Linked DNA regions of Mus musculus: region 1 is linked to region 2. Evidence: chromatin loops called from intact Hi-C (ENCODE). Cell type or tissue: left cerebral cortex. All regions are shown on one strand. Each heading gives the region's core, and the rest is flanking DNA. Links, peaks and the distances in the headings are about the cores only.

The links. Peaks named below come from ENCODE experiments on the same cell type or tissue, not always from the same donor. Only the 100,000 strongest peaks of a DNase experiment are listed, where the experiment ranks them.
Region 1: it touches region 2 in a loop (3-fold over the local background); 3 of 42 quality-filtered maps call a loop at or near these places.

The regions. Positions count from the first base shown.
Region 1 is chr14:54,427,895-54,443,719 of GRCm38, forward strand. It overlaps Mrpl52 (mitochondrial ribosomal protein L52), which reads left to right. Exons shown (of 5, transcript NM_026851.2): 4 at 690-754; 5 at 1,688-1,856. The coding sequence ends at 1,834. Mmp14 (matrix metallopeptidase 14 (membrane-inserted)) reads left to right here and starts at 3,704. Exons shown (of 10, transcript NM_008608.4): 1 at 3,704-4,079; 2 at 7,851-7,999; 3 at 8,244-8,366; 4 at 8,721-9,028; 5 at 9,707-9,868; 6 at 10,771-10,931; 7 at 11,117-11,255; 8 at 11,387-11,537; 9 at 12,011-12,126; 10 at 12,447-14,562. The coding sequence starts at 3,972. The coding sequence ends at 12,778. In left cerebral cortex, for the core only: a CTCF peak has its summit at 3,577 (motif pointing right); DNase peaks (open chromatin) are centred at 3,628 and 5,346; H3K4me3 peaks cover 2,265 bases; H3K27ac peaks cover 1,191 bases.
Region 2 is chr14:54,486,697-54,502,577 of GRCm38, forward strand. Gm41153 (a long non-coding RNA gene) reads right to left here and starts at 6,217. Exons shown (of 3, transcript XR_874629.1): 1 at 6,151-6,217; 2 at 5,879-6,038; 3 at 5,617-5,640. In left cerebral cortex, for the core only: a CTCF peak has its summit at 7,731 (motif pointing left); DNase peaks (open chromatin) are centred at 6,265 and 7,725.

The sequences.
Region 1 (15,825 bases), core at 1-8,000, 64 kb before region 2:
TTGTAACTCCAGTTCCAGGGGATCCAATGTCATCTTTTCACTTCCACCTTTACCAGGCACCCACATGGTGCACAGACATACATACAAACACAACACCCAAGCACATAAAAATAAAACTTTAAAAAAAGCAAAATTAAAAGAGAGTAGTGACGCATGCCTGCAATCGGCACTCACGAGGCAGAAGCACTGAGAGCTAGGGGATAGCCTTGGCTACATAGTGAAACCTTGCCTCAAAAATCAAGAGTGAGGGAGAAAAAAAACCCTATATTTCATTATACAATGAGATGAAGTTTAGCAAAGAGACACATTGAGTGAAGGGTTTCTGAAGAGAAAAGTGAGTTCAGCTTGGCAGACGGCCCTAGGTCCATGCTAATGACAGGGTTAAATGATAGGAAGAGCGTGCCTATGAAGTCATTTCGTGATTCTGTTGGACCTCACCTCTGAGGCTAGGTGAGTTTTAGTTGTGGTTGTGAACTGGGATCCTCCTCAGTATTGTTTTTGATGAGCAGAACTGGGCCCTGAACCTACAGCCTCACGCACGCCAGCATCCACCCAACCAACCATAGTCAGGGTGACCTGGAAAAGTGGAGCTAGGGGCTTACTCTTCTCCAATCCCTATCACACCAGTGTTTGGACAGGATCCCCAGACCACATTTAACACTATGCCTTTTGTTTACTTTTGTCTGTAGATGGCCGCCCTGCACCCCCAATGAAAGGCCAACTTCGAAGAAAAGCTCAAAGGGAGAAGCTTGCAGTGAGTAGCTGGGACTCTGCCAAAGGCTGTGTTTATGACTGGAGGAGGAAAATTTAAATCATCATTTATCTTCATTTTCTTTAAGATTGATTTTTACTTTATATACATGTGTTTTGCCTGTATCAATGTATGTTCATCATATGTGTTCGTGGTACCTGTAGTGGTCAGAGGAGGGTGTCAGATCCTCTGGAACTGGAATTACAGATGGTTGTGAGCTCTGGGGTGGCTACTGGGAGTTGAACCCTTGTCCCTTGCAAGAGCAGAGAGCCATCTCTACAGCCCCATAAATTAGAATCTGTTTTAAGTTGTGTTGTACTTGAGCTACTGTTTGGCAGTGCATGGGATAAAATCCAGGGCTTCCTGCCTGCTAGGCAGGCACACCAGCAGCAGCCATTTCTCCAGTCCTTACACCCAACTAACTTATCTTTTTAAAGATTTATTTATTTTTATTTATATGAGTACAATGTAGCTGTCTTCAGACACACACCAGAAGAGGGCATCAGACCCCATTACAGATGGTTGTGAGCCACCGTGTGGTTGCTGGGATTTGAACTCAGGACCTCTGGAAGAGCAATCAGTGCTCTTAACCTCTGAGCCATCTCTCCAGTCCCTTTTCTTTCTTTCGATGAGGCATGTAGACCAGGCCAGCCTCAAACTCACAAGAGATGGGCCTGCCTTCACCTCCCAAGTACTAGGATCAAAGGATGTATCCCCCTACCTGGCCAAGCTGATGTTTTACTACGACTGAGAAGGGAAGACTGGAGCGGGGCACTCTGCAGAAACCAACAGCTGACCTTCCTCAGCTTCACACCGTCAGCGTGATGCATCAGTATCCAGCTGAACACTTGGCTTTGGGGGGGGAGGGGGAGACCTGCTCAGTGGTACATATGCCTGAGCCCCAGATGTCACCTACTCTCTTCCTGTCTGTTTCAGAGACGAGTTGTACTGCTGACACAGGAAATGGATGCTGGAATACAGGCATGGAAGCTCAGGCAGCAGAAATTGCAGGAAGAAAGGAAGAAGGAACATGATCTCAAACCTAAAGGGACTTTACTGAGAAGCCCACTTCCGAATCAATAAAAAGCAGCTCCTGCCCCACTTTCCCAGACTCTCTCTGGCTTTCTTTTCTATAGTCTGAATGCTTTATCAAGTCATTTTCCCCACCACTTGTATTGATAGCAAAAGACCTTAAAATCACTGCCTGCCAGGCTTGGCCCAGTGCCCTTAGTCCTCCCCATTCCAGTTCAGCCAGATCTTGCTCTGGGATCATTTTGCCCCTAGTGCTGAAGAACGTGCCCAGAGCCTTAACAAAAGCTAAGCACACCACCACCTATCACTTGGCCTGCTTGGGATTTTTAATCAACCACAAGCAACTGCTTTGTGAGAGAAGAAAGGGGCAGCAGCAGTTTCCCTGGTTCACCCTCATACTCTTGTCACTAAGAGACCATGCACAGCTCAGATGCATACAGTTGGCATTTAATGTTTTCTTGAAAAGGTCTTTCCACCTGAGGATCTTTTTCCTTTTTAAGACATGGTCTCACGGTAGCACTGGCTGTCCTGAAACTGGCCAGGTAGACCAAGTTGTCTGGCAATCACAAAGATCCTCCCACCTCTGTCTGGATTTAAAGCCATGTGCCACCATACCTGTTAGAAGTCCCTTTCTTAACAAGCAGCTAGTATCTGGGTACATGGTCCAGGAGACACTCACACTGTAAGGCAGATATAGGAAGGATTAAACTCGGGGTCTTCTGCTGAAGGAGTAATAATCAGACTTAAGTTCCAGAGGTTAAAGAGGGTCCTTGCTTCCCCACCCCCACACACAAGGTCGCTGCCCATGACCTAGCAACCATTCATTGTATTGATCGTGAGCCTCCCTTGGATTCTGGAGGCAAGGACCTTTGTTCCCGTTCCAGTGCTCCGTGTTTGGCTCCCATCATCCACCACAAAGCTGGCAGCTGTGGATCTCTGCAGCTTCCTACCTGGCTTTATTCCTGCCCCCTTCCCTTACCGCTTCCCTTGCTTGCTTTCCTTCCCTCTCCCCACTGCCTTCCTCTCGCTGACCAAATGCAATTCTTGGATCTTACATTTCGCTGATGGTCGAGTTTTCTGTCTCCCACACTTTTCCTGCCTCTGTCCCACTGCTGGTGTGTTTCCATATCTAGTTGTCAACCTCTTATCTGTCTCCCTCTCGGAGAGCCAGCGCAGCCTGGCCTCCCTCTCCCCTGTCTGCCTCTCCTTTTGTTCTCCCTGCCCAGCCATCACGGAAGCTGCGCGCTCGAAGGAACTGTCTCCACTGTAAAGACTAAAGGAAACTCCAAAACCCTACCTCCCATTCCTTCCTCTTCCAACAAATTTCACCACTTCTATCCATCGGGCTTCCCCCGATCCTGTGACCTTGAAGCCCTTTCCTACCCAGGCAGTTCACACTTAATAGAACAGCCAGATTGTAAAAGCCATTAATAAAGGGGTCGGTCCCCCAATTCAAAGTAATTGCGGTGGCTGTTGGGCATGTGGCTTTTGTTACAGTCTTAACTTTGGGGCAAGAGGAGGAGAAGGAGGCTGTCCACAGGTCTCAGCATACAACCCTCTTGTTAGTAAATGTCCCTTCTCCCAACCTTCCTCACTCGCAAGTTAGACTTCATGTCTCCACCATTCCTAGCCATCGGGCTTCCCAATACTTAAACACTCTCAAGTGAGACATGCTGAATACTACGGGAATCAGGCCACCCAAAAAATGCTTAGGAAGAGAAAGTCTTCCGCATCCCGTCCCCTGGGACACCCAGGCTCCTAGTTAGTTGCCGGCTGCGGCCTCAACCCCTGCAGATGGCAGCCTGCACCACAGAAAAGACAAACTTTTTTTTCCCCTTCTCTCCTGCTGTAATTGGATTCGAGCTGAAACACCACGTCCCCACCGAAAAAGGAGGGCATTGGGGCGGGGGCGGAGGAGAGGCTGTGGGAGAAGGGAGGGACCAAAGGAGAGCAGAGAGGGCTTCCAACTCAGTTCGCCGACTAAGCAGAAGAAAGATCAAAAAACGGAAAAGAGAAGAGCAAACAGACATTTCCAGGAGCAATTCCCTCACCTCCAAGCCGACCGCGCTCTAGGAATCCACATTCCGTTCCTTTAGAAGACAAAGGCGCCCCAAGAGAGGCGGCGCGACCCCAGGGCGTGGGCCCCGCCGCGGAGCCCGCACCGCCCGGCGCCCCGACGCCGGGGACCATGTCTCCCGCCCCTCGACCCTCCCGCAGCCTCCTGCTCCCCCTGCTCACGCTTGGCACGGCGCTCGCCTCCCTCGGCTGGGCCCAAGGCAGCAACTTCAGCCCCGAAGTAAGTGAGCTCCTCCGGCCCTTCCCGGAGTTTCGCCCGCCGGGTAGGCGAGCCCGGGGGTCTCCAAGGGGACAGCCCCCGCTGAGAGATGGGCTCTGGGGGGGCTCTGCTGCGCCAGCCTTTCTTTTTCTCCCCTCATCTGCAAACTTGCAAGTTGATCCAACTTTTGCCTGCCTCCAACAACCCCCCTTCCGCCGCCACCGACTCTTTCCCATTCCTCCCTTCCCTGGAAGAACTCTGCAGCGGGGCCCGGGCCTCGCTTTTCCAAGCTCTGCGCGCACTGTGGCACAAGGCGGGAGCCTCAGAGACACTGGACTCCGCGCCGTCCGGGCCGGTGTCACACGCGAGTTGTTCCTTCAGTTTGGCAGCGCTCAGGTGCCCGAGGCCCTGCACGGACGCATCCGTACCAAGTGGGGGCGTCGGGGGCGCCCAAGCTGTACCCGCCTCCCCTGGACCGCCCTCGGTGCGGGCCGCTGGCCCGGGCGTCGAGGATCGCGGCGGGCCGAACTTCCGCGCACACAAAGCTCTTCTTGTGAGCAGCGGGGCTCAGCCTGGCCACCTCCTCCCTCGTCCTCCACACCCCTACCGGCGCCTTGGGGGGCCTTTTTGTTGTTGATAATTATTTTTCTGCATTGATCGCGGGGAGACTAGGGGGAGTCGCTCGCTCGGTGAGTTAGTTGAGGGTTGGCCTGGGTCTCCCCTGAGTGTCCCAACTGACTCTGGCGCCCCCACCCCCATCCCTAACTCTTCCGTGACCATAGCCCACCCCGGTCCTGAAGGAAGCGGCATGGGAGTAGTCCGAGGAAGTTTTCCCTCCCTCTCTTATTTTGGGGTGAAGGTGGGAGACGGATTTAATCAGCTTCTTATTTTGGGCCATCCCAACCCACTCAGCCTGGTGAGGACCTGGGTGTGGTAGGGAAGGGCTGGGAAGGGCCCAAATGAAGGATACGGTCTGGATTTGACTCCCTCTTCTCTGGGCCCAGGCCGGGGCGCACCCTCAGAATGAACCTCTCCTGGGCACATGCTGCCTGTATCACTGAAGAGACCTGGAGCTGAAAGGCCAAGTGTAGCCCTAGGAGTCGGGCCACAGTTGTGCATGGAAACTGGAAAGAGTAAAATCCTCCCTGAGACTGGAAACCAAACCCAATTGTCAGAGAGAGGAGGCAGGCTCCTTTCCCAGGCCTAAAGCTACCATCTTAGCCCCAGAGAGTGCCTAACAAAAGGAGCCTCTGGAAAACTGCCCACTGCCAACGTCTTTTTTTCCCTCCCCAGCCTCCAGTAGGTGCCCTAGGGGAGGCGCGGCAGCCCTGGCTCTGCTCTAAGTGGGTCATGGTCCTCCCAGAGCCAGAACCACCATTTGCTTCTGGCACACAGTAGGGTGGGAAGTAGGGCGGGACCGATCCAGAGGCCAGGATCCAAGACTTGATGTTGAGCTGGAGAGCCCCCACCCTCTCAGCCTCCGAAAGTGGGAGATGTTCCTTGACTTTCTCATAGGGAATACCCTGCGGTTATTGATCAAGACAATGCCAGCCAACCGGGTCCTGCCACCCACCAGAGTTGCTCTGTCTTCCGGCCAAGCTGAAGGGAGAGGGGTTCTGAGGCAGCTAGATCCCTTTCACCGAGCCTCCACAGCTCCAGGACAGCCCTCTCCTCCCAGTTGGTGTGTCTGGTGCTTGTCCCTTCCCCCACTCAGCCGCAGACACCAGAGTCCTCTCCTGTGGTTCCAGTTTCATAGTCTGTGGTTTTGCCTGGCTCAGAGATGGAGAAAGAAACTTGCCCAGTCCGGGAGAGGAAGAAAATGATGGGGACAGTTTCTTTCCTGGCTTTGTGATACTCTTCCGGGGAGTCCTTTTCCTGACAAAGCATCCATTTTGCTCCACGGGGTACTGGGGCCGGGTTTATGAGTGTGCTTATTTAGACTTGCCTGCATCTCGAAAGGCTCATAGGACAGGGATTTATCCGGAACTCCTGTCTCTCCCGCCAGCCTCCCTTCTCCGGAATATTCTAAGAGCGGTTCCTCATCTGCTGAGGGTTGTGGACCTGGTTTCACTCCTGAGTTTCAGCTTGGGTGGGGGGAAGCCGGCCACTCCCACTCTCCCCTATCCCCAAGCCCGAAGCAGCTGATAGCCCAGCCGGGGTCAGAGCCTACAGGTGAGGCTGGGAGCAAAGGGAGTTTCCTGCATACTTGGCACAGGCCACAGCACAGGTCAGGGCAAGCCTTCAGATCGGTGGGAACAACTCTGGAGTTACACACCCCGCTAGGCCTCTCTGACACACAAGAGGTTAAAATCCTGTACCCCGGAGGAGGGCTCAGAGATACAGGTGATGCTAGGCTTGTTTGGCCAACCTCATTGGCTGGGGAAAGGCTGGGTTGTTTACAACTCGAGCCCTAACTCTTGTCAGCATAAGGGAATCACTTCCTGGAACTGTGTTGCAATTCCTGCCCTTTTGGGCTCAGGTCCTAAGTCAGCTGCTCCTGAATCACCCCCAGACCCCACACAAGAGCGCTGCTCCACCACGGGTGCCTAAGTCTGAAGGAGAAGAGCATCATATGGATCCATAGATCCATCCTAATGATCATGGGCAGGCAGGCGATGAGGGCTCCAAGGCAGCTTTTACCATTTCCCTTCCGAATGCTCATTCTAGACAGTGTGAAATCCCTTGTGGACTCCTTAAGAAGGGTAAAACTGAAATAGGACCAGAGCTATCAGGATCGTGTCTCCCAACAAGAATCCAGGCATCCTCATTGTCTATACATAACATGGCTTGCTTGGCTCTCCAAGCCTAGATTCCTAAGTCATAGAGTATTTACTTAGGATTATGGTTGATTCGCTACCACCCTAAAGAGCACAGCTTCCCTATCATCATCATCATTACCCCTGACTCATTTTCTGCCCTCCTTAAAAATATTTCTGCTGTGAGGGTCCTAGAAGTGTGGTACTTTCCGTCCCGGAAACTCCTTCACCCTGTTCAGGCTCCCTCACCCCCACTGTACCATTCTGCCTACCATGGGCATAACCTGTTTTCAAATGGAACATGCCGGGGTTGGGAATTTAGCTCAGTGGCAGAGTGCTTGCCTAACAAGCCCAAGGCCCTGGGTTCGGTCCTCAGCTCTGGGGGGGGGGGGGGGGGAAGACATGGGACATGCCATATTTTCAAAAGCTGACACAGAAAAGAAAAGTGCTAGAGAGAATGCCAGCTCTAAGGAGGCATTTTAAGGTGTGGCAAAATGCTCACTTTGCAAGAATGAGGGCCTGGATTTGACCCCTAGCGTGTGTGTGTGTGTGTGTGTGTATAAAAGAGGTGGTGGTGACACACTTGTAATGTCAGTGCTAGAGAGGCAGAGGCAGAACAAGCCCTGAGGCTTGCTGGCCATCCAGCCTGGCCTAATAGGTGAGTCATAGCTCCCAAGGAATGCACCAGAGATTGACCTCTGGCCTCCACATACATGTACAGACAATCTAAAAGTATGCTAAAAACTCCTCTCAACTTTCTGATGCTCTTATGTCCAAGAGCACCATAGCTCAGTCGGGAGCAATGGTTTCCCAGCCTTCCATCTGTCTGCACCCTGTCACCCCTGAGAACAAGCCATCCCGGGGTCTAGGCTAAGCTCAAGTCAACAGTTAGCCTGAGAGTTCCTGCCTGAGTCAGACTAAGAGGCCGTCATAGTCACTGACTGACGTCAAGGACATCTGGCAGACATCGTGGAGAGGCAGGTGGGTCCCCTGGACCAAGCCGGAAGTTCTCTAAGCCACACCATTCTCCCTACAGGCCTGGCTGCAGCAGTATGGCTACCTACCTCCAGGGGACCTGCGTACCCACACACAACGCTCACCCCAGTCACTCTCAGCTGCCATTGCCGCCATGCAAAAGTTCTATGGTTTACAAGTGACAGGCAAGGCTGATTTGGCAACCATGATGTAAGTTCCTGGCCTCCACTGACCGTGCTGAATACCAAACATGCTTCCACTTGTACTTGCCTCAGTGTCCTCTCCCGTCCACCTCAGGACCTGACCTTCCCCTACACTGGCACACACAAAGCCTCACCCATCACTGACCTGGGACCAGAGGCCAAGACCCTGGGTCAACTACAGCACTACACTCTGTCCCTTTGAAGATGGTTTTGTTTTATATACTACACTGACCCCGTTGTTTCCACCCCAGGGCCATGAGGCGCCCTCGCTGTGGTGTTCCGGATAAGTTTGGGACTGAGATCAAGGCCAATGTTCGGAGGAAGCGCTATGCCATTCAGGGCCTCAAGTGGCAGCATAATGAGATCACTTTCTGGTGAGTCCCCCAGCCTAGAGATGTTTTTCACATGCAGCATCCCTCCCCGTTAGTTGTATTGAGTCAAAGGTGGCCTGGGCTACTGTCCATTCCTAGAGAGTGGCTCTAATTCCTAGGAAAATAGCTCTAATCTTGCAGAGAAGTACAGCCATTTTGAAGAGCATACACTCTCGTGGCAACACCCCAAGCCTGAAGATCCCCTAAGCCTTTTGTCCCCTGGGCTGAGATACTTATATGCAATAGCAGGGAACCAGGTCTGGCAAGGTGGGCAGGCACTTCTGTCAGAGCTAGGAGAGGGAACTTTGCCTCCTTTATCCTAATGTTTCCCTTCTCTACCCTCACGTCTGGATGTAGCATTCAGAATTACACCCCTAAGGTGGGCGAGTATGCCACATTCGAGGCCATTCGGAAGGCCTTCCGAGTATGGGAGAGTGCCACGCCACTGCGCTTCCGAGAAGTGCCCTATGCCTACATCCGGGAGGGACATGAGAAGCAGGCTGACATCATGATCTTGTTTGCTGAGGGTTTCCACGGCGACAGTACACCCTTTGATGGTGAAGGAGGGTTCCTGGCTCATGCCTACTTCCCAGGCCCCAATATTGGAGGGGATACCCACTTTGATTCTGCCGAGCCCTGGACTGTCCAAAATGAGGATCTAAATGGTGAGTAAGGGAACCCCGGGTTCTACCCTGTGCAGTCACTTGTATCTAGAGGGTTCTTCTTCCAGAGTCTAAGCTAGCAGGGTGTAGTGGCCAGCCTGCTCTACGTAGTAAATTCTAGGCCAGCCTGGGCTACAGAGTGAGACCCTGTCTCATAAATCAATAAAATTAAAAAAAAAAATCTAAGTGTTGAGGCAGGAGGATTGTGAGTTTGAGGCCTGCCTAGATTGTATAACAAGACTCTATCTCAAAACAAAAGAACAAGCAACAGCTAAGTTATTAGCTGTAGAACCTAGTGAGAGCGTGCAGGAGTCTTATTTTAAGCTGTTTGTTTCTGTATATTTGGTCTGCCATTACAGCTTGACTGACTTACCAATCACAGACTGGCAAGGGCTCTCGCTTCTCGCCCACTTTTCCAGGCAAACATGGTGCCTAGCTTCTGGGAGAAACTGAGTTCTACAGTGTAGGTTTTCTTGGGATTGGGATCTGGACCCAGGTACCCCACTTCCCCCAGAGGAGGGTAGTGACTGCCTTGGGCTTCCTGAACCAAATAGGAAGCTGACCCTCAGGACTTTATCCCTTGAGGTGGAAAACACGACCAGCAAGCTTCTCTGTGAAACTGGAGTCTCTGGTAGAGAGGCAGGGAGCTTAACCAAGTTTTCACCATCTCCATCCCTCCAGGGAATGACATCTTCTTGGTGGCTGTGCATGAGTTGGGGCATGCCCTAGGCCTGGAACATTCCAATGATCCCTCCGCCATCATGGCCCCCTTTTACCAGTGGATGGACACAGAGAACTTCGTGTTGCCTGATGACGATCGCCGTGGCATCCAGCAACTTTATGGCGAGTTACCCATCCCCATTCCTGCTCCTCCATCTCTATACTTGTCCTCTCTTGGCCTCTTGTCTGCATTTTCCCTCCATCATGTGTGAAGTCTCTACACACACACACACACACACACACACACACACACACACACACACACACACCACTTTTCATTGCCTCTATTAGCTACCACTTTTTTTTTTTTTTTTTTTTTTTCCGAGACAGGGTTTCTCTGTGTAATCCTGGCTGTCCTGGAACTCACCAGGCTGGCCTCGAACTCAGAAATCCGCCTGCCTCTGCCTCCCGAGTGCTGGGATTAAAGGCATGCGCCACCACGCCCGGTTTAGCTACCACTTTTTAAAAGCACTTTTTGTTTTACATATTTAAGTGTATTGTCTCTATGTATGTATATGCATCATGTGTACCTGTGGAGTCCCAAAGAGGACACTGGATCTCTTGGCACTGCCATGTGAGTGCTGGGGACCAAACTTGGGTCCTCTTTAGGATCTGCAGGTGCTCCTAATCACGGAGTCTTATCTCCAGCCCCTCAGCTCCCACTTTTTAAGCACACCTGTTGGACACACCCACGCCGACTACTTCATCCTTCTCTAAAGCCTGTTTACACTGACTTTTTTTTTTAAAATATTTGTTCTTATTAGGGTGTGTCTGTGTGTCCACAGAGACCAGAGGCATCTGACTTCCTAGAACTCGGGTTATAGATGGTTGTGAGCCACTGGTTGTCGGCTCTGGGAACCAAACTCCCACCCTCTGCAAGAGCGGTAGATGCTTTAACCACTGAGCCATCTCTGCGGCACTGCCACCCTCGTCACACCTTCCAGGGGTGTTGTCTGCTTATCTGTCTGTCCTTCCGCCCTCTTTGCTCCAAAGTCTAAAGCACCCCCTATTGTTCTCTTCCTCAGGAAGCAAGTCAGGGTCACCCACAAAGATGCCCCCTCAACCCAGAACTACCTCTCGGCCCTCTGTCCCAGATAAGCCCAAAAACCCCGCCTATGGGCCCAACATCTGTGACGGGAACTTTGACACCGTGGCCATGCTCCGAGGAGAGATGTTTGTCTTCAAGGTGAGAGGAAGAGAAGTGGGATTGTTGGAGGGGACAGAAGGACTCACAGTGAGGAAAATGGATGGAAATAATAATGGACTGAAAACTAAAGCCATAGAACCAAGGGCAGCGGGGGAGCTTTGGGGACTGAGGAAGACGAAGGTATAAGGCATAATGTGTTCTCCCTCATCTTTACTGGTTTCTAGGAGCGATGGTTCTGGCGGGTGAGGAATAACCAAGTGATGGATGGATACCCAATGCCCATTGGCCAATTCTGGAGGGGCCTGCCTGCATCCATCAATACTGCCTACGAGAGGAAGGATGGCAAATTTGTCTTCTTCAAAGGTAACCAGGCATTTCCTAGTCCTAGGAACTTGGTTGGAAGGGTCTTCCCGGATGACTGGTTCCACTTCACTCCCGAAGACCTCACCCACCGTCAGGATGGACCCAGATTCTTCCCTTCTCTCGTATCCCAGGAGATAAGCACTGGGTGTTTGACGAAGCCTCCCTGGAACCCGGGTACCCCAAGCACATTAAGGAGCTGGGCCGAGGGCTGCCCACGGACAAGATCGATGCAGCTCTCTTCTGGATGCCCAATGGGAAGACCTACTTCTTCCGGGGCAATAAGTAAGACTTCAGCTCCTTAACCCTAAGCCTCTCCACTCAGAAACTACTGCCACTGCCACCCCAAATAGCCCGATCCCTAAATTCTGAAGAAAGCCTCACCCCGACAAGGTTGTTGCCCTGGAAAAGGAACTTGCTAATCCTTTACTGTTGCCTAGCAACAGACAGTTTTTCTTAGTGCTGCGAGAGTGGGATGTGACCCGGTCACCATTTCAAACCTGGTCATTTGATGCCTCCTGCACCTAGTACTGGGCCTCCACCCGGCCACCAAGCACTATCATTAAGGGGCTGCTAGTGGCTCCTTACAGCCTGGACCTTCCCTTCCACCTCCTCCTTCCGCCTCTTTCCACTGCAGGCCCTCATTACTCAAAATCCCTGTCCCCAACCATGACCCTAGCTACCCTTTGTCCTGGGTCTGCTCACCTCTGGGGGCACGCCCAGTATCCAACCACTCCCCTTTCCTTCCCCTCCCCCAGGTACTACCGGTTCAATGAAGAATTCAGGGCAGTGGACAGCGAGTACCCTAAAAACATCAAAGTCTGGGAAGGAATCCCTGAATCTCCCAGGGGGTCATTCATGGGCAGTGATGAAGGTGAGTGAAGCAAAGGAAACTATAGAGAAGGGCAAGCTTGGGGAGCCAAGGAAAAGCAGAAAGGCAGGTCTTGTGGAAAGCATTGATGGTGTAGCAGTGGGGGCTGGGGGCTTGCCAGGAAAGAGCCAAGTGTTTTCATGTGTAGTACCCTCAGTCTTTCCACTCTGCCAAGCTGGTACTGGGCTGAGTGGTAAGCTTAGCTGGCCTCACACTAACTGTGCTTTCTTCTCTCTTCGGGGGCCTTTATGGACTCTGTCCCCCGACCTCTTCACCCCGTCTTGGTTCTTGTCCTCTTCATCCGTCTTCTTGGGGCCCTTCAGTCTTCACATACTTCTACAAGGGAAACAAATACTGGAAGTTCAACAACCAGAAGCTGAAGGTAGAGCCAGGGTATCCCAAGTCAGCTCTGCGGGACTGGATGGGCTGCCCTTCGGGGGGCCGGCCCGATGAGGGGACTGAGGAGGAGACGGAGGTGATCATCATTGAGGTGGATGAGGAGGGCAGTGGAGCTGTGAGTGCGGCCGCCGTGGTCCTGCCGGTACTACTGCTGCTCCTGGTACTGGCAGTGGGCCTCGCTGTCTTCTTCTTCAGACGCCATGGGACGCCCAAGCGACTGCTTTACTGCCAGCGTTCGCTGCTGGACAAGGTCTGACCCCCACCACTGGCCCACCCGCTTCTACCACAAGGACTTTGCCTCTGAAGGCCAGTGGCTACAGGTGGTAGCAGGTGGGCTGCTCTCACCCGTCCTGGGCTCCCTCCCTCCAGCCTCCCTTCTCAGTCCCTAATTGGCCTCTCCCACCCTCACCCCAGCATTGCTTCATCCATAAGTGGGTCCCTTGAGGGCTGAGCAGAAGACGGTTGGCCTCTGGCCCTCAAGGGAATCTCACAGCTCGGTGTGTGTTCAGCCCTAGTTGAATGTTGTCAAGGCTCTGCACTTGAAGGCAAGACCCTCTGACCTTATAGGCAACGGCCAAATGGGGCCATCTGCTTCTTTTCCATCCCCCTAACTACATACCTTAAATCTCTGAACTCTGACCTCAGGAGGCTCTGGGCATATGAGCCCTATATGTACCAAGTGTACCTAGTTGGCTGCCTCCCGCCACTCTGACTAAAAGGAATCTTAAGAGTGTACGTTTGGAGGTGGAAAGATTGTTCAGTTTACCCTAAAGACTTTGATAAGAAAGAGAAAGAAAGAAAGAAAGAAAGAAAGAAAGAAAGAAAGAAAGAAAGAAAGAAAGAAAGAAAGAAAGAAAGAAAGAAAGAAAGAAAGAAAGAAAGAAAGAAAGAAAAGCTCACAGAGAGTCTGGTGGCTTGGACAGCCAAGTTCCTCTCCACAAAGATCTGCCTCTATCCAACCCAGTCTGGAGAACTTCCAAAGGAGCCTGAGCCATTAAGGACTAAATGGGTTTGAGGAAACCCTTGGCAAACCCGACCCCTGACCCCTGAATGTTAGCCTTGAATGTCAAGTTCAAGGCTGGAAGAGCTGAAACCAGGGGGAAAGGTCCCGGGTGGAGTGAGGTCAAGGGGAGACAGCAGGACCTGAAGGATGAGCCTCACAGCTCAAAGCAGACAAAGACCTTGTTCAAATGCAAGTCACTGGGGCTGGGACCCAAAGAGAGCAGTCAGAGAGGGCAGGACACGAAGGGTAGTGGTGGCAGTGTATGCCTGGGAGTCTGCACAGACTGCAGTGCACACACGGGACACTAGTCCCCAGGAGTGGGCACATCTTATTGGATGTCTCAGAAAGGGCCTTAAGGGAAGCCACACTGGCCACTTTCTGTCCCCTTGCTCACAGTGTAGAAGGCAAGGGTAGGAATTGATACAGGAGTGAGAAGAACATGCATACAGGGACTCAATGGAGACCAGAGAAGGCTGTCAGCAGCCTGGGCTTGCTTAGACTTCCTCACTGCCCTAGTGAGGCAGGTGTCTGGGTGCTGTTGGTTAGGGTGGCCTCCCTTTCCTGATGCAGGCACCCCTCAGCCCATTTTACCTATGTCCTGCCCTTCCTCTTCCCCGCCCAGTTGACCCATTTGAAGTCTCCTTCAGCCACTGAAGGCGGTCATGGTACTGGGGACTTGGGAGAGTGAGACCCTGTGGAGGGAGAGGCGAGGAGAGGAGAGAAATGTCTGGGTGGGGGTTGGGGATAGGGGTGAACGGTGCTGGAAGCCCAGCTAAATTTCTGTCTTGTTTGGGTTTTTTTTTTGTTTTGTTTAATGTATATTTTTATTATAATTATTATATATGAATGCCATTCAAATCGTTCCTTTTTGTTAACAAGGGGCATGGGGAGGGGTGGGGGGTGGAGGGGGGCTGAGGCGACTGACCCCAGAAACCTGCAGGGCGGGGCTGGGTCAGTGCTCTCTAAGGACATTTTTTGACCTTGTTCAACCTTTCCAAGAAGAATAAACTGTGTTTCACATTCTTTGTGTGACTCGAGCTGGGTGTAGGGGTGGATACGATGCGATGTGGCCAAGCAGGGCTAGGGAGGGCAGACACTAAGAACAGCATTTCCCATGATGCAGGTTTTAGTATTTGTCATAAATATTTATTCTTAGATTGATAGAACTTAAGAGTTGCAGTTGGGGAACAAGTCATACCCCACTGGAGGTTAGAGGAGTGACTGGAAGAACCCATATTTCTCCCCCCAAAAGCCTTAAAAGGCTACCTTTGAGAATCAAGGCTGCCAGAATAAGAGGAAGTGGTCAAGCTGAGGCCATTTGGAAAATCTTCCTAAATTGCATTATTCTGCCGTGTGATCTCGCCACATTTGAGTTTCCGCATAAATCTGTCCCTTCAGCAAGGGTATTCCCATGGTCACATTAGTCTGAAGTTCAATGACAGGCCCCAGGACCTAAGGAGACCCTTCCTAGGGAGGTCCTGCTAAAGCTGGGCATGGTGGCATCTTTACTCTATGGAGGCAGGAGGTCAAGGCTAGCCTGGTCTACATGAATAAGATCTAAACTAGCTGGGGCTACACAGTAAGGGGTGCGGTAGGGGGCAGAGAGGTGGTGGTTCTTATAGTCCTGAGACCCTGCTGTTGGATCAGGAGTCTAGAGACGAAAAAGAAAAAGTTTTCTTCATGGTCTGCGCTCCAAGGAGTGTCCTCTCCCTGGCACAACAGAGTTCTTCCATTGTCCCAGAAGATCCAGGACCCTCAGGTTGGAAGGGTTAAATAACAAGGCTTTGTTTCCATTTTCCATAGAAACTGCTGCCCTAGACAGGGTTCCTAGGCTGTTGACCCTCCCTTCCTCCAAAACCAGCCTGAAGGGAGGGGTCAGCCCAGCTGCTGAGTCAGCTCAGCTGAAGGAGAGCAGCCCCCTTCTCCCGCCTTCCCTTCCTGCCTCAGCCCAGTCTTCCCTGGGCTCCCGCCCAGGTCCTCCACAGCCTGCCTTCCAGAGCCTGGCTCCACCCATGCCCTCTTCCATCCAGCTGCTCTGCAGGGTCCTTGGTATGGTTACTTTGGCAGATGGGGTACCCTACCTTCCTGCCAGCCAACAACCCTGACCCTGTGCCTGATCACCTGTGCCTCTGCTGCCAACAGCTGTTTGCCAGGGCCCCGTGTGTCTCAGTGAAGTTAGGAACAGCCTCCACCGACCGCCACCTTCACCAAAAAGATTTGGAGCTGAGGTGGCCCTGGGGAAGTCAGGGGCATCTAGGGGGAATCAAGCCCGTTCATGTGACCAAAAAAAAAAAAAGTAA
Region 2 (15,881 bases), core at 4,717-12,716:
AATAAAGGATTGTATCAATAACTCTAGGCTTCTTCTTTCAAGACCAAGCAAAGTTTAACCATTAGGTACCTAGGTGGGGCTTGCCTTGAATTTTCAGAGCCATCCTTATTGTGATTTGACTGTGCAGAGCTTAGGTCAGGTTAGTGGGATTCATTTTCCCACTGACTGACATGAGGCTGACTGTACACATACAGAACTTGAGACTTTAACCAGGAACTCATTAATTTCACGCTTCCCGCCCACCCTTCTTCTCCCCTTGTAAACTTCGAGCATTTTCTAAAATGAGAATGCGGTTAGGTGGGTAGTCTAGTGAGTAAGCACCCAGAGGAGAGGGGATGACAGGAACAGACTAACAATTCTAAACGCTTCATATTCATATTTAGTATCTCATCTAAGGCTCAGAACACACCGATGAAGTAGGCACTCCCTTCATTCCCTTTTACAGATGGGGAGTCGGAGGTGAATGAAAGCCCTGAGCTGAGTCAGCTGCTCGTGATAGAGCAGGGACCTGAGCCATGGAGTTCCCTGGGTCTGAGGAGCACATTCCTTCTAGAACACTGGCAAACATTTGACAAGTGTCTGATTTCCAAGGTCATGGTTTCCCCTTTCTGAGCCCAACACTGACTGGCTCGTTCCCAGCCTTCTGGCTGACCCATCCATCTACCCATTGCTCTAAACGCAAACGTGCCTAATGGCTCTGCAGTAACGTCCGCCAAGAACAGATCATCTGGAACAGTCTGCAGAGCGCCCTGCTTTAAAAGTGGTCTTAGATGCCAGGTGGTGGTGACACACGCCTTCAATCCCAGCATTCAGGAGGCAGAGGCAGGTGGATCTCTGAGTTCAGGGGCATCCTGATGTATAGAGCGAGTTCCAGGGCAGCCAGGTCTACACAGAGAAACCCTATCTTGAAAAACAAACAAGCAAGCAAGCAAGCAAACAAACAAACAAAAAAGTGGTCTTGGAGCTTGGAGCAGACTTTTCCTCACATCCACTTTCCCACATGATGTAAGTCTGCGGCCAGCTTCACCTCACAGATTCCCAGATTCCTCAGTCAGGAAAAGTCTCAAGAGCAAGCCAGCTCTGGAGACTCAGGACAAATGCTTCGAGGGAAGAGAAAGGAAGATTGAAGCTAGAAGATTCAGACACACAACTCAGACCAAAATTTCTTCTTGTATCCAGCTCATCCAGCAAGTGCCTTCACCTGGTTGCTATGGAAACGTCAGTCTCTGGTGGATGGCAAGCAGCACTTTAGATGTATCATAGGCTACCATGGTAACACCAAAAAACAGAGATGTATTCTTTCTCCTCCAGGAGAAAGGAAAGGAGGAAGCTGCTCTGGAAACTAAGCTAGAAGAGAGTTTTTAGAAAGCCTGCCTCTGACTTTGAAGACAGAATTAATTCAATAGACATCTCCTGTGTGCATGGCAAAAGGCAGAATGAATAAGACTTGTATGGCTTCGCCAGACTAAAAGCATTGAAAAATAATTTGCAAAGAACTCTTAAGCACAGAATGTGCCAAGTACCCACACCTGTAATGCCAACACTCAGAGGCTGAGGCAGGACTCCTGCCGCATGATGGAGGCCAGCCTGGGCTACAGTAAGACCCTACCTCAAAAATCCAAAAGTATCCAGTGAGGCAACTCAGTGGGAGAAGTCTCTTGCCACCACACCTGGCAGAGTTTGATGCCCAGTATTGACATAGTGAAAAGAAAGAACTAACAACTCTCATAAATTGTCTTCTGACTTCCACACATGTGCCCCCTCAACCCACACCACACCACACCACACCACACCACACCACACCACACCACACCACACCACACCCAAACACAAACTGTTGGCTGCCAGCCTAGCTCCATATTCAGTTAGAGACAATATCTCTCTATAACAAGGCATGGGGTGATAGAATAGGACACTCAGTGTCACCCTCCAGTCTACATACACACACACAAACACACACACACACACACACACAAACACACACAAGAAAAAACACAGAAAAGGGCTCATGAGGGGAGCTGGAGGTGGTTAATAGTTCCTGAAGAAGGAAGAGACATGCCGGGCGTTGGTGGAGCACTTTAATTCCAGCACTTGGGAGGCAGAGGCAGGCAAATTTCTGAGTTCGAGGCCAACCTGGACTACAGAGTAAATTCCAGGACAGCCAGGGCTACACAGAGAAACCCTGTCTCGAAAAAAAAAAAAAAAAAAAAAAAAAAAAAGGAAGAGACAGACATTTAGACATTTTCCTTAGTGGTGTATAATGGTGAAGTAGCCATGCCTATGTAAATAACCCCTCGCCCACCCTCTCCTAAGCAACCCTCATTAAACAAACAAAACAACAAAACTCACTGCCAACAAAACACAAAATGAGACCCACCATTGGACAATACTAGGAAGGTATATTAACTCCATCTAGGAAAGTTATATTCTCAAAAGACTGGCTTTCTGACCGGCAGAGGACAGAAGGAAGAGGGATCAGAGCTGGGTAGTTTAGTGAGTATAGTGGTTTGAATAGGTTTGGTCCATAGACTCAAGTGTTTGAATTTGCTTGGACCAGGGAGTGGCACTATTAGGAGGTGTGGCCTTGTTGGAGTAGGTATGGCCTAGTTGGAGGGAGTGTGTCACTGTGGGGTGGGCTTTGAGACCTTCCTCCTAGCTGCCTGGAAGACAGTCTTATTCTAGTTGCCTTTGGAACAAGATGTAGAACTCTCAGCTCCTCCAGCACCATGCCTGTCTGGATGCTGCCATGTTTCCTGCCTTGATGATAATGGATGGAACCTCTGAACCTGTAAGCAGCCTTAATTAAATGTCCTTGCTTAAATGTTCACATTGCTGTGAAGAGACACCATGACCAAGATCTTCTATCTATCTATCTATCTATCTATCTATCTATCTATCTATCTATCTATCTATCTATAGAGAAAGAAAGAGAGACAGAGACAGACTGAGACTTACCCCATAATCTGTTGGCAAATTTGATTCCAATATAACTGATCTGACTTCAAGATCCTCTATTAATTCTCACCTGCCTATTAACACCACTGTGGGTGCCTTAGAGTTCCTGGGGAAGTGTCACCTTTATCTACATCTGCTATAGTGATGGTTTGAATAGGTGTGCACACACCCTCCCACACTGGACTCAAGTTATGAGTGCCTGGCCCATGGGGAGTGACACTTTTAGGAAATATAGCCTTATTGAAGTAGTTGTGGAATTACTGGAGGAATTGTCATTGTGAGAGTGGGCTTTGAGATCTCCTATGTTCAAGCTACACCCAGTGTGGCACATAGTCTCCTTCTGCTGCCTTCGGATCAAGATGTAGAAGTGTTGGCTCTTTCTCCAGCACCAAGTCTGCCTGCATGCTGCCATGCTTCATGCCATGATGATAATGGACTGAACTTCTGAAGCTGTAAGCCAGCCCCAATCAAATGTTTGCCTTTATAAGAGTTGCCATGGTCATGGTGTCTGTTCACAGCAATAAAAGACAGACATCAAACTCAGATCCTCAGGGTTGGTGGCAATGGCTTTTATATACTGAGCCAGCTCCCACATCTCCCCCAACCCTATGCAGTGGAGTTAATACAGGGCCTCACACATGATAAACTCTTTCCCACTGTCTTAGTTAGGGCTTCCATTGCTGTGAAGAGACACCATGACCAAGACTGATCGATCAATTGATCTATCTATCTATCTGTCTATCTATCTATCAATTAAGATAAGATAGATATCCCACTGGTGAAGGTTTTTATTAAACCCACAGAATATTTTTAAGTTAATCTCTTCAAATCTGTTTCCTTGTTTACAATGTAGAAAAGACAATTTACCTTACCCAATTGTGAAGATTAAATGAATAAACACCATGGTTAGAATTATTCCTTTTTGAATTTATGAAATTCCTAGGCAAATGGATGGACCTGGAGGGCATCATCCTGAGTGAGGTAACCCAATCACAAAGGAACTCACACAATATGTACTCACTGATAAGTGGATATTAGCCCAGAAACTTAGGATACCCAAGATATAAAATACAATTTGATAAACGCATGAAACTCAAGAAGAACGAAGACCAAAGTGTGGACACTTTGGCCCTTCTTAGAATTGGGAACAAAACACTCATGGAAGGAGTTACAGAGACAAAATTTGGAGCTGTGACGAAAGGATGGACCATCTAGTGATTGCCACATCTGGGGATCCATCCTATAATCAGCTTCCAAACGCTGACACCAATGCATACACTAGCAAGATTTTGCTGAAAGGACCCAAATATAGCTGTCTCTTGTGAGACTATGCCGGGGCCTAGCAAACACAGAAGTGGATGCTCACAGTCAGCTATTGGATGGATCACAGGGCCCCCAATGGAGGAGCTAGAGAAAGTACCCAAGGAGCTAAAGGGATCTGCTGCCCTATAGGTGGAACAACATTATGAACTAACCAGTACCCCGAAGCTCTTGACTCTAGCTGCATATGTATCAAAAGATGGCCTAGTCGGCCATCACTGGAAAGAGAGGCCCATTGGACTTGCAAACTTTATATGCCCCAGTACAGGGGAACGCCAGGGCCAAAAAGGGGGAGTGGGTGGATAGGGGAGTGGGGGGGTGGGTATGGGGGACTTTTGGGATAGCATTGGAAATGTAAATGAGGAAAATACCTAATAAAAATTTTAAAAAAAGAATTATTCCTTTTAGTAATGCAAGATAGTGCATACCTTTAATCCCAACACTTGGGAGGCAGAGGCAACTAGACCTCTGTAGTTTGAGGCTACCTTGGGCTTCAGTGAGTTCTAGGATAGCTAGGGATCCATAGGGAATCCTAGACTCAAAACAAACACAGCAAACTGCAAGCCAGATGTGGCAAACAACTGTAACCTCAGCCTTTGGGAAACTAGCGCATGCCAGTGGCCACAGATTTAAGGCCAGCCTGAGCTACACAGTCTATGCAAGCTAGGGCTACAGTGTGGGATCCTGTCTACACACACACACACACACACACACACACACACACACACACACACACACACACAGAAGAAACCTGGCCTGGTGAACCATCCTGTAATCCCAGAACTCAAGAGATGACTCAGCAATTAAGCTCACTTGCTGCTCTTGCAAAGGACCTAGGTTTGGTTCCCAACACCTGCATGGTGATTTACAATCATATTTAACCCCAGTCCCAGGGACTCAAATGCCCCCCTCCTTCTGACCTCTTCTGTCAGGCTCACTCATGGTCCACAGACAAACATGTAGGCAAATGCTCATACACATAAAATAAAAATAAAATAAAAATTACGTGAAAGACTGAAGCAGGGCTGGGTACTATGAGTTTGAGGCCAGCCAAGCTACATAACAAAACAATGTCTCAAACAAAAGAACATAGTTATTTAAAGATTTAGCACATGTGTGTGCAAGTGTGTGTGGTATGTGTGCGTGTTTGAATGTTACCTGTGTGGATACCATAGGAAACCAAAGAAGGGCATCAGATCCCTTGGAACTGGAGTTAGTAGCACTTGTAAGCTACAAAACATGGTGCTAGGTATCAAACTCCCCAGCTCAGGAACACAGCAAACCAAAGGAAGGTCTTGTCTTAGAAGAGACATAAGCATACAGTAGGAGACGTCTTTGATTAGGTTTTGCGGTCACCTTTCACTCCTAGAAAGAGAGAACATTAGCTGAAAAATTGAGTGGACCAGACTGGCCTCTAGTTACATGTCTGTGGAGCATTGTCTCAATTGCTAATTTATGTAGGAGCCCAGCCCACTGTAGGCGGGGTCATCCCTAGGCAAGTGGGCCTGGGCTGTCTAAGAAAGGAGGAAGCCCAGCCCACTGTAGGCGGGGTCATCCCTAGGCAAGTGGGCCTGGGCTGTCTAAGAAAGGAGGCTGAACAAACCTGGGGAAGCAATCCGGGAAGGAAGCGGTCCCTCCGTGGTTTCTGTTTCAAGTGCCCACCTTGGATCCCCTCAATGGTGGAGGACATCACTGATGAAATCAAGCCGTTCCTCCCCAACTTGTTTTTGCCTAGTGTTTAGTCAAAACGACAGGAAGCCAACCTACAACAGAGCCCAAGTCAAGCGAGAAGCCTATTTAGAACCGAGGGTTAGTTGGATAATGCTAGCTGTTCCAGGAAAGGATCTGGGTCAGAGTCTCACTGAATCCTCCTACCTGTACTCAGGTGGGAGAACTGGAGGGAGGTTTCTTCTATCTTAGCCCGGACAGGGACTCTTCATTGCCAGCTTCTCTCTACTCTAACCGCCCCCTACGGAGGGATGAGTAACAGCGCTGAGTCACACACAGTGGCACCAGCTGTTATGTACTAGACATTGCCACCTTATATGGGGTAAAAGTACCGCAAAAGTTGTCTTAGATGTTTCCTTACACCCGTGTTGTCTTTCTCTCCAGTGAAGTAAGAACAGAGTAAGAGGCCGGGCAGTGGTGGCGCACGCCTTTAATCCCAGACTTGGGGGCCAGAGGCAGGCAGATCTCTGAGTTTAAGGCCAGCCTGGTTTATGGAGTGAGTTCTAGGATAGCCAGGGCTTCTCAGACAAACCCCTGTGTTGAAAACAAACAAACCAAAAAAAAAAAAAAAAAAAAAAAAAAAACAAACAAACAAGAAGAATAGAGTAAAAAAAGACTGATGTAGAAGACCCAGTGTTCAGAAAGGGGATGGTTGGGGAAAGTCGGGGGTGGGACTATTGAGGAAATCAAACAGAAATAGGGGCCCATCTGAAAAGGGAAGGGAAACTGTCTGTGAGTATAACAGTTAAGAAGAGTCTAAGCCAACTGTGAGGTCCGGTTCGCAGCCTCAGAATGACTAACAAAAAATAGTCCCCGCACCACTCAAGATACATTAGCAGCCAAATCGATAACTATAGGGGACTGGGCCATAGCCAGCAGCTCCTACCTAAAAATAGAATATCATTCTTTTGTTCCCTTCCCATAGGCCCAAAGAATAAAGTAAGATAGGCTTGAGGGATGGAAGGGCTGGGGCAGGGAGAGCTCTGGACACGAGTTAGGACCTAGCCAAGTCCTAGTCCAGTGGCTGCCTGTGTCGCCAGCCAACCTCTAGTACTTTAGTGTAGAAAGTAAATCTGGAGGCTAACATCCCACAAAACCATCACCCCACCTAGAAGGCTGAGAGCTGACAAATTAAAACCTAAGGGCAATTATCCATATTTTTAGCATGATAAAGTCTTAGCATTCTGTTGCCATAGTGATCAGTAAAGAATGGAGGATCTCCACAGAACCCTGCCCCTGAATTCAGGTCCTCTCCTTTAGGTTGGCTCCTAGGCCTGGAGCCACACTCTGGCATAGCATAACCCCTGCTGTGCCAAGCAAGCAGAGGACGGTGCCCCTCAACAGACCTACTCTTGGAATACTTGACTCTCTGGAATTCACTGGTCTTAAATCTGTTATCCCAGGTAAAACTATATAAAGCAAGGGGTAAGAGCTGGTTAGTAAACAGTTGTAGGGGGCTGGAAAGATAACTAAGAGATTAAAGGTACTGCTCACCCAGAGGGACACACACACACACACACACACCTTTTTTAAAAGAGAAAAGGTTGTAGACATCAAGTATGAAGAGCCCTGTGGTACAATGCCCATGCCATTTTTGGATACTGAACTGGGATTCCCATAATCCCATAGGTCAGAGGCAGAGCCTAAAGGCAGACTGGGTGTAAACTCAGAGGCCTCTCTGGACCACAGAACGCCAGATGGCAGTGCTGTCACAGCGCCATCTGGTGGAAAGAGGAGGTTTGTCCTTAGGCACTGAGGAAGTCAAAGTGGCCAGAAGGTTCAGAGATAGCTAAGATAATGGAGGGAGTCAGGTGATTGAGAATGTAACCCAGATACCTATGGGAACCCTCACGTTGGTGTGAGACACTTGCCCACTTTACTCCTGAAGGCTAAGCACAACAAAGAGGATGAAATGCATATTACCAAATTTCAGACCCCTATACCATCAAGGTTTGGGCTCAGAAGTCAACAGCAGATAGCTGCCCCAACTAAGGCCACACACTGGTAGACAACAACCATCTCAACAGGAACTTGCCTTTTGTAGAAGTTTATGTCTGTGTCTTAGTCAGAGTTTCTATTCCTGCACAGACATCATGACCAAGAAGCAAGTTGGGGAGGAAAGGGTTTATTCAGCTTACACTTCCACATTGCTGTTCATCACCAAAGGAAGTCAGGACTGGAACTCAAGCAGGTCAGGAAGCAGGAGCTGATGCAGAGGCCATGGAGGGATGTTACTTACTGGCTTATTTCCCCTGGCTTGCTCAGCCTGCTCTCTTATAGAACCTAGGACTACCAGCCCAGAGATGGCACCACCCACAAGGGGCCTTTCCCCCTTGATCACTAATTGAGAAAATTCCCTACAGCTGGATCTCATGGAGGCATTTCCTCAACTGAAGGTTCTTTCTCTGTGATAATTCCATCTGTGTCAAGTTGACACAAAACTAGCCAGTACAGTATGTATGTATGTATGCATGCATGTATGTATACATATGTATATATATGCATATAATGTGTGTATGTATGTATGCAGATAACCAGTATAAAATCCATTGAGAAGAGCTCACAGAAAGGAGCAGTTTTAACTGTGAGGATCACACAGGGGACGCACACAGCAAGTAATGGAGAGCAGTCCTACTCTGTCCTCTGACTCAAGGTCAAACAGAGAGCTGGTGGAGAAGCACAAGTACTCATAGGAAGGGTGATGGCATCCCACCTTCCACCAAGCTCTGGAAAGTTCCCTAAGGCATCCCAAATGCCTGACAGAAGAGACAGTTCCCACACCTCCTAGCAAGAAGCTGAGCCTACATCATGTTTCTCAATACGTCTATGGTGTTTGTCCGGCAGAGAAAGCTTGGATGCACCCGCATGTTCCAGTGTCCTTTGTATTTGGATGCCCTACAGGTTCTTCTTGGGAACTTATAGGATAAAGGTTAATTTCTTACACTATTGCTCATGGTTTTACCAATGGGGGAAGAATGGAGAACTCACTAGAGTGTTGGAGAAGGGCAATGACGACTTTGAAGATGCACAGATACACGTAGAGGGACAAACGTGTCCAGTGTCGGTATGGATCTCATGCTCCTTTCATGGACACTTCGTTTAGCAGAGTCCGTTCCCAGAGGGTCACAGCAGAAGCTCTTCTTGGTGACTAAAAATGGTCCCATGGGACTGGGAGAGATGGCTCAGCAACTAAAACCACAGACTTCTCCAAAGAACCTGGGTTCAATTTTCAGCACCACATGGCAGCTTACAACCATGTGTAACTCCAGTCCCCAGAGATCCAAGGCCCCTCTATGGCCTCTGTGGGTACTGCACACACATAGCATACAGACATGTATACAGGCAAATGCCTATATGCATAAAATTAAAATAAACCTAGACACTAAATACATAAAAGTGGCCCCAGTTCTTCAGAGTTCCATCCTTGCCTCGAGAATAGCACAAGAATGGAAGAAAAGGCAGAAAACACTAAGAAAAGGCCCTGGTGAAACCCTATGGGACCTTAGAAGGTAGCATACTGTGCTCATTTTACCTGTGTACCAACACTAGTCTGTCCCCATTGTCTCCCTATCATGCTTTTCAAATGTGTCTATCTGAGTGTGTGCCAGCTGTGTGTGGTACCCACAGAGATCAGAAAAGGGCATTGAATTCTTAGAGCCAGAGTTACAGGCAGTTGTGAGCCACCTAACATGGGTACTGGGAACTGAACTCGGGTCTTCTGGAAGAGACTCAAGCTCTCTTAACCACTGAACCATCTCTTGAGCCCCGAAATACACCAATTCTATAAAGCTAGAGCAGAGAGGGTATGGTAGTGGCCACCTTTAACCCCAGCATTTAGGAGGCAGAGGCAGGCAGAGATCTGTGAATTCAAGACCAGACTAGTCTATATAGTATGCAGGCCAGCCAAAGCTACTTAGAGAGATCTTGTCTCAGAATGGAGGAAGGGCTGGAGAGACGACTCAGAGGATAAGAGCACCCACTTCCCTGTTCTGGTTGTGTCTCCAGGGGCCTCAATTGTCTCCCCATCCTCTTGGGGTTCTCACGGGCCCTCTTACCCTGGTGCTAGTGGTGCTGGTCATCTCTAGGGACTGCCCTTCATAAGCTCTGGACTTGCCCGATCATCTGAAGAAGAGTGCCAAGGATGTTTCGCAAGGTGCAAGGTACCTACGCCACGTATCGCTGAGCAGAGCACAGAGGGAGCCATCTGTACGCTTGGCTATCCAGCCAGCTCGTGAGGATCTGGATCTCTCAACTAAGTGACTCACAGAAGCAAGAAAACAGCCCCAGCGGACAGAGATCGGCACAGGAGCTCCGGATGCTAGCCATCACTGCCGGTATCTATCCCACTGACCGTCCTTCCCAGGAGAGGGGAAGCTGGCATTAGGTCTGCGGTAAAGTGACTTTCTATTGTTACCAGGTTACTGATGATAGCAGATTACCACCACTACACTGTGTGTCCAGTTCCCATTCCCCTCCCATTCTAAAAGCACGGCCCTTCGGTGTGTAAGTGCCAGGCAGATTTCAATTTTCTATTACTATACAATAATTAAACAAAAAAAAAACCCGTAAACATCCATTGTTATAGAATAATTAAACAAAAAACTTACATTTCTATCAATATAGAATACAATAATTAAATAAAAACTTTAAATTTCTATTAAAATTTTTTTATCAATACACAATAATTAAGCAAAACATTCAAAAACCCTAGATGATAACAACCATAAAACATCAAGTGATCAGAACTTCCCACCCCAACTTAAGGGATTGGGACAATGGTCTTCTTATATATATTTGTTTTCTGATGCATTGGGGTGAAGTATTCCTGTTTTGGGGCCCCATGGGAAAAATGGTTAGTCTGAGAGAAGCTAGCTGTAGCATTTATTGCTCAGTCTCTGGGTTTATCCAGTTTCTATATTGTCTGTTGTTTGGGCCCTAAGGGGGGTGGGGAATGGTTAGTCTGAAAAAAGCTAGCTGTTGTATTCATTGCCCAGTCTCTGTATTTATCCAGGCTCTCTGCATTTATTGTCTATCCAGTCTATGTATTGTCCATCTCTTTGTGATCGACCACTTGGGCTAGCCCTTTTGAAGTTGACTTGCATGCATTTTTTTTAAAGAAGTCAGTAATTAAGATAGTCTATGAATTATTTGGGCTATTTGCTTTGTGAAGACATTCATGTCTCAAGTGATAGGTTTTGCTTGGTCGGATCTAATCTTTGTAAGTTTCGTTGGGATCCATATTTTTTTCATCCCCTGTAGCTACATAAGCATAACCACATCTTAAAACTATTGCAGGTTTCCATTTTAATGTCAACAAAGAAGAGCAGAAGGGAGTGTTGGATCTGATAAAACAGAAGTTACAGAAAGTTGTGAGCAGCAGCCAATGCTTTTAACAGCTGAGCCATCCCTCCTCAAGGCACACGTTTTCCATAAAAAGGAAAAACATACAAGACTAAAGAAAAGCATTTAATTGGGGCTGGCTTACAGTTTCAGGGGGTTAGTCCATTATCATCATGGTGGAGAGCGTAGCCACAGGCAGACAAGTATGGCACTGGAGTAATAACCGAGAGCTCGTATCTGATCCCCAAGATTCAGGATTAGAACAAGAAACTGGGTCTGTCCTGGGCTTCTGAAACCTCAAGCCCCCTCACCCCAAATGACCACCTCCTTCAACAAGGCTCCACCTTCTAATCCTCAAACAGCTGCATTCCCCAGGGACTAAGCATGTGGAGGTCAGTCCCATTCAGACCACCACAACACTAAATGATCCATCAATATAAAATTCTAGAGGATAGGCAGAAAACAGATGGGTGATTGCCAACATATGACAAGTATTGAAAAGCTGGAAGAAAGGGGCTTTGAAAGGCCATAAGGAAACCTCTAAAGAAATGTTTTCATGGGTGTTTATATATATTAAAATCTATCAAATTGTAGACTTTGACCAGCCTTGGTGGAGCACACCAGCAGGTGGATCTCTATGAATCTGAAGTAAGCCTAGTCTACACAGCAAGCATTGGGCTGACCAGTGCTACAGAGTGAGACCCTGTCCTTAAATAAATAAATAGAATCAAAAATAGATAAGAGACTTTAATATAGACAGTTCTAATGGATGTCAATTACATATAGCACAATGACATGGGGGGGACAGGTAAGGGCGGGGGGTAGGCATGGGGATGGGCATGGTTTGGTGGGCATGCCTATAATCCAGGTCCAGGCACTAAGGAGGCTGAGGCAGGGAGATAGAGGGTTTGAGACCAGCCCAAGCTACATACTAAGGCCTATACTCCAAAAAGAAAAAAAGTAAGACTGGTCTTGGGGACTGGAGAGATGGCTCAGTGGTTAAAAGCACTGACTGCTCTTCTAAAGGTCCTGAGTTCAAATCCCAGCAACCACATGATGGCTCACAACCATCTGTAATGAGATCTGATGCCCTCTTCTGGGGTGTCTGAAGACAGCTACAGTGTACTTACATATAATAAATGAATACATCTTTAAAAAAAAAAAAAGACTGGTCTTGTGGTGTGAGCATGTGATCCCAGCATTGAGAGGTAGAGGCAGGAGGGACCAGGAGTTCACAGTCACCTTCAGTCGCATAGAGAATTCAACACTAGCCTGGACTACAGTGAGATCCTGTCTCAAAAAAATAGGTAAACAGGGTTGATAAGGTGGTCCATCCAGTGACTGTGCTCAACGATCAAGCCTGACAACCTGAGTTTGATCTCTGGGACCCACAGAGGAAAGAAAGCTGTCCTCCTCTGACTGCAGGTGCATAGTGGCAGATGTGCCCACACACACACACACACACACACACACACACGAATAGGACTTTGCTTTTGTTTTAGCCCCAGGTGTGTGATATGGGCTGTATGTGAAATCTGCAGCAGCTGACTAAGATTTGCCTTGTGCTCTAGCAGAAATGTGGTTTTAGCAGCTGCAAATAGTTTGGAATTCTGGGGACTTTTCAGAGTGTATATAAATGCTAGGGCCCCAAGAGGCCCCAGGGTGGTTTGTTGTTTGTTTGTTGGATATTTGTTGGGTGACGGTTGGTTACTGTTGGTCGCAGTTTGTTAAGTAGTTGATTACAAAGAAGAAACAACGTCCGAAGTGATGTGTCTTCAGGTTAAGGGAGAAGGCTCTGGAGTCAGCTGACCTTGGCCTGCAGCAGTTTATCCTTCTAGATGTCATTTCCTTCACTTGTAGAAAGAAAACATACTTCCTGTGTCACAGAGAGTAATGGTTTGTATATGCTGGGTTCAGGGAGTAGCACTATTAGAAGGTGTGGACCTGTTAGAGTAGGTATGGCCTTGTTGAAGTATTTGTGTCACTGTGGGTGTGGGCTTTAAGACCCTCATCCTAGGGGCTGTTGAGACAGTTCGGCAGTTAAGAGCACTGACTGCTCTTCTGAAGGTCCTGAGCTCAAATCCCAGCAACCACATGGTGACTTACAACCATCCATAATGAGATCTGATGCTGTCTGAAGACAGCTACAGTGTACTTACACATATAACAATAAATAAATCTTTTTTAAAAACCAAACAAACAAACAAACAAAAAAACCACCTTCATCCTAACTGCCTTGAAGTCTGTCATCTCCTAGCAGCCTTCAGATGAAGTTGTAGAACTCTCAGCTCCTCCTCCACCATGCCTGCCTGGATGCTGCCATGCTCCCACCTTGATGATAATGGACTGAACCTCTGAACCTGTAAGCCAGCCCCAATTAAATGGATGGTGTCTGTTCACAGCAGTAAAACCCTAACTAAGACACAGAGTTCTTGTGAATAAGTAATAATTTTCATAGAACGACATATAAAACATAAATGAAGTATTTATTCTAGCTAGCCCATATAAAAGACAGAATCCTGGTATTTATTTACAAGCTGTAAGCCTAGATTAGGCAGTCTCTGCTATTCTTACCTATATCCAAATCATATCCCCCTTGTTACTTGCTGTTTGAGTCTCACCTGGACTCACTCAATTCTCAGGTCCTGTCTTTCTCTCTCTACTGCCCAATCACTCTTTTATTAACCAATAGCTTTACATTGGTTTTCACAACAATGGTCGGTGTACATGAGAATGCACTCATCTAGACAACAACCAGATCTTGGGATTCAAACTTTAGCATTTTTTTTTAAAGATTTATTTATTTATTATATGTAAGTACACTGTAGCTGTCTTCAGACATTCCAGAAGAGGGAGTCAGATCTCATTACAGATGGTTGTGAGCCACCATATGGTTGCTGGGATTTGAACTCTGGACCTTCGGAAGAGCAGTCGGGTGCTCTTACCCACTGAGCCATCTCACCAGCCCCCAAACTTTAGCATTTTTATACACAGCAATAGACCAACTCCCAACACAAAAAAAATATAGCTTAGAGATCATATGGTACCTCACATCTGAGATTTCAGCATGCTGGAGGATGAGGAAGGAACATATCTAGGAGTTGGAGCCACTCTGTGCCAGGTGGTAGTGGCACACCCTTTAATCTCAGCACTGGGGAGGCAGAGGAGACAGAGGCAGGTGGATCTCTGAGTTTGAGACCATCCTGGTCTACAGAGCCTGTTCCAGGACAGCAAGAGCTACACAGATAAACCCTGCCCCCTCCAAAAAAAAACCCTAAAACTTACATTAAAAAAAAAAAGATTGACTGATTGATTTTATGTATGTGTGTACAGATGTTGTGCCTGCATGTGTGTTAAAGGGGCCTATTCATTCCATTTTGTCTCCACTCAGAAACTAGGTCATAAGCCTTTGCTCCAGCAGCAGACCCCAAATTCCGGAAAAAAGAGAATAAAATACCTCACTCAAGGAACAGCCTAAAGGCACGGGAATGAGAAATATCTTATCTCAGGATTGGCCATCTGTGCTAGGCAGCCCATCCTGTGGTTAATTAATCATGACACAGGAATTCAGCCCATGTGGGGCATCCCAGCACCCATCATTGAGGTTTTAAATTACCTGACTTTTAGCAATGTAATAATAAAATGCTAAGTTACTTTGCTTCTGCAGCAGATCTACCTGTCTGAGTTGTTCAGAGGCTGGAAGCAGTTCCTGGTTTAGCTCCTCATAGTAACAGCACAGAGGGGTGGGATGAGGTAAAGTAGCCTTTGTTCTATCTCTGCAGTAACTGGGCTGATGGAAGCTGAAATGAAGCTGAAATTTCAGGAAGAAAAAGGGGAGGGCTTGTCTCTGCTCTTTGCTCTCAGCACTTGTACCTCTCTCAGAGTATGTGATCACAAGGTAAAAAATTCACTACAAGTTTGCACATAAATTCAGGTCATACATTGAAATTGAGGTTTACAACAGAGAATGTTTACATGCATATCCACTAAGAGTAATTATCTGGCTAAACATTCATCATTTGTTACTAGCTCTACAGATTCATGGAGACCATAACTAAGCTATCCTTGACGTTTTGTATAGATAAACCCAGTTAAGATTTTTGTCTTCTAAACTTGCACCTATAGTAAATACTTAGTTCCCTTTTCATGACCTTTGGTTGATGGCTTTGGAATGTGCTGTAGGTTTTAGATGCCTGTTTGCTGTCTCAGAAGCAGTTAACACATGACACTTGAAGACTGGCAGAGTTCTCATTGTAGTTTAGCCATCAGAAAAGATTTAATAGCAGTCCTATTATAAAAGGGGCTCGAGTGTCTTTGTCTGGGTCGTCATTTTGAAGTGGTGAAGACACCTGCATGCTGGTTGTTTCTGCAGAATAAATGCTCTTTGTTCTTGCATACTATTTGAGTCTGGGTTCTTCCTTCAGCAATTCTCAAACACTAACAATATCTGTGCACCAAGTATGTTGTGCCCTCTGAGTGGTGTTGGGAATTAAACCCAAGTCCTCTGGAATAACAGCTAGTAGGTTTTTTGTTGTTGT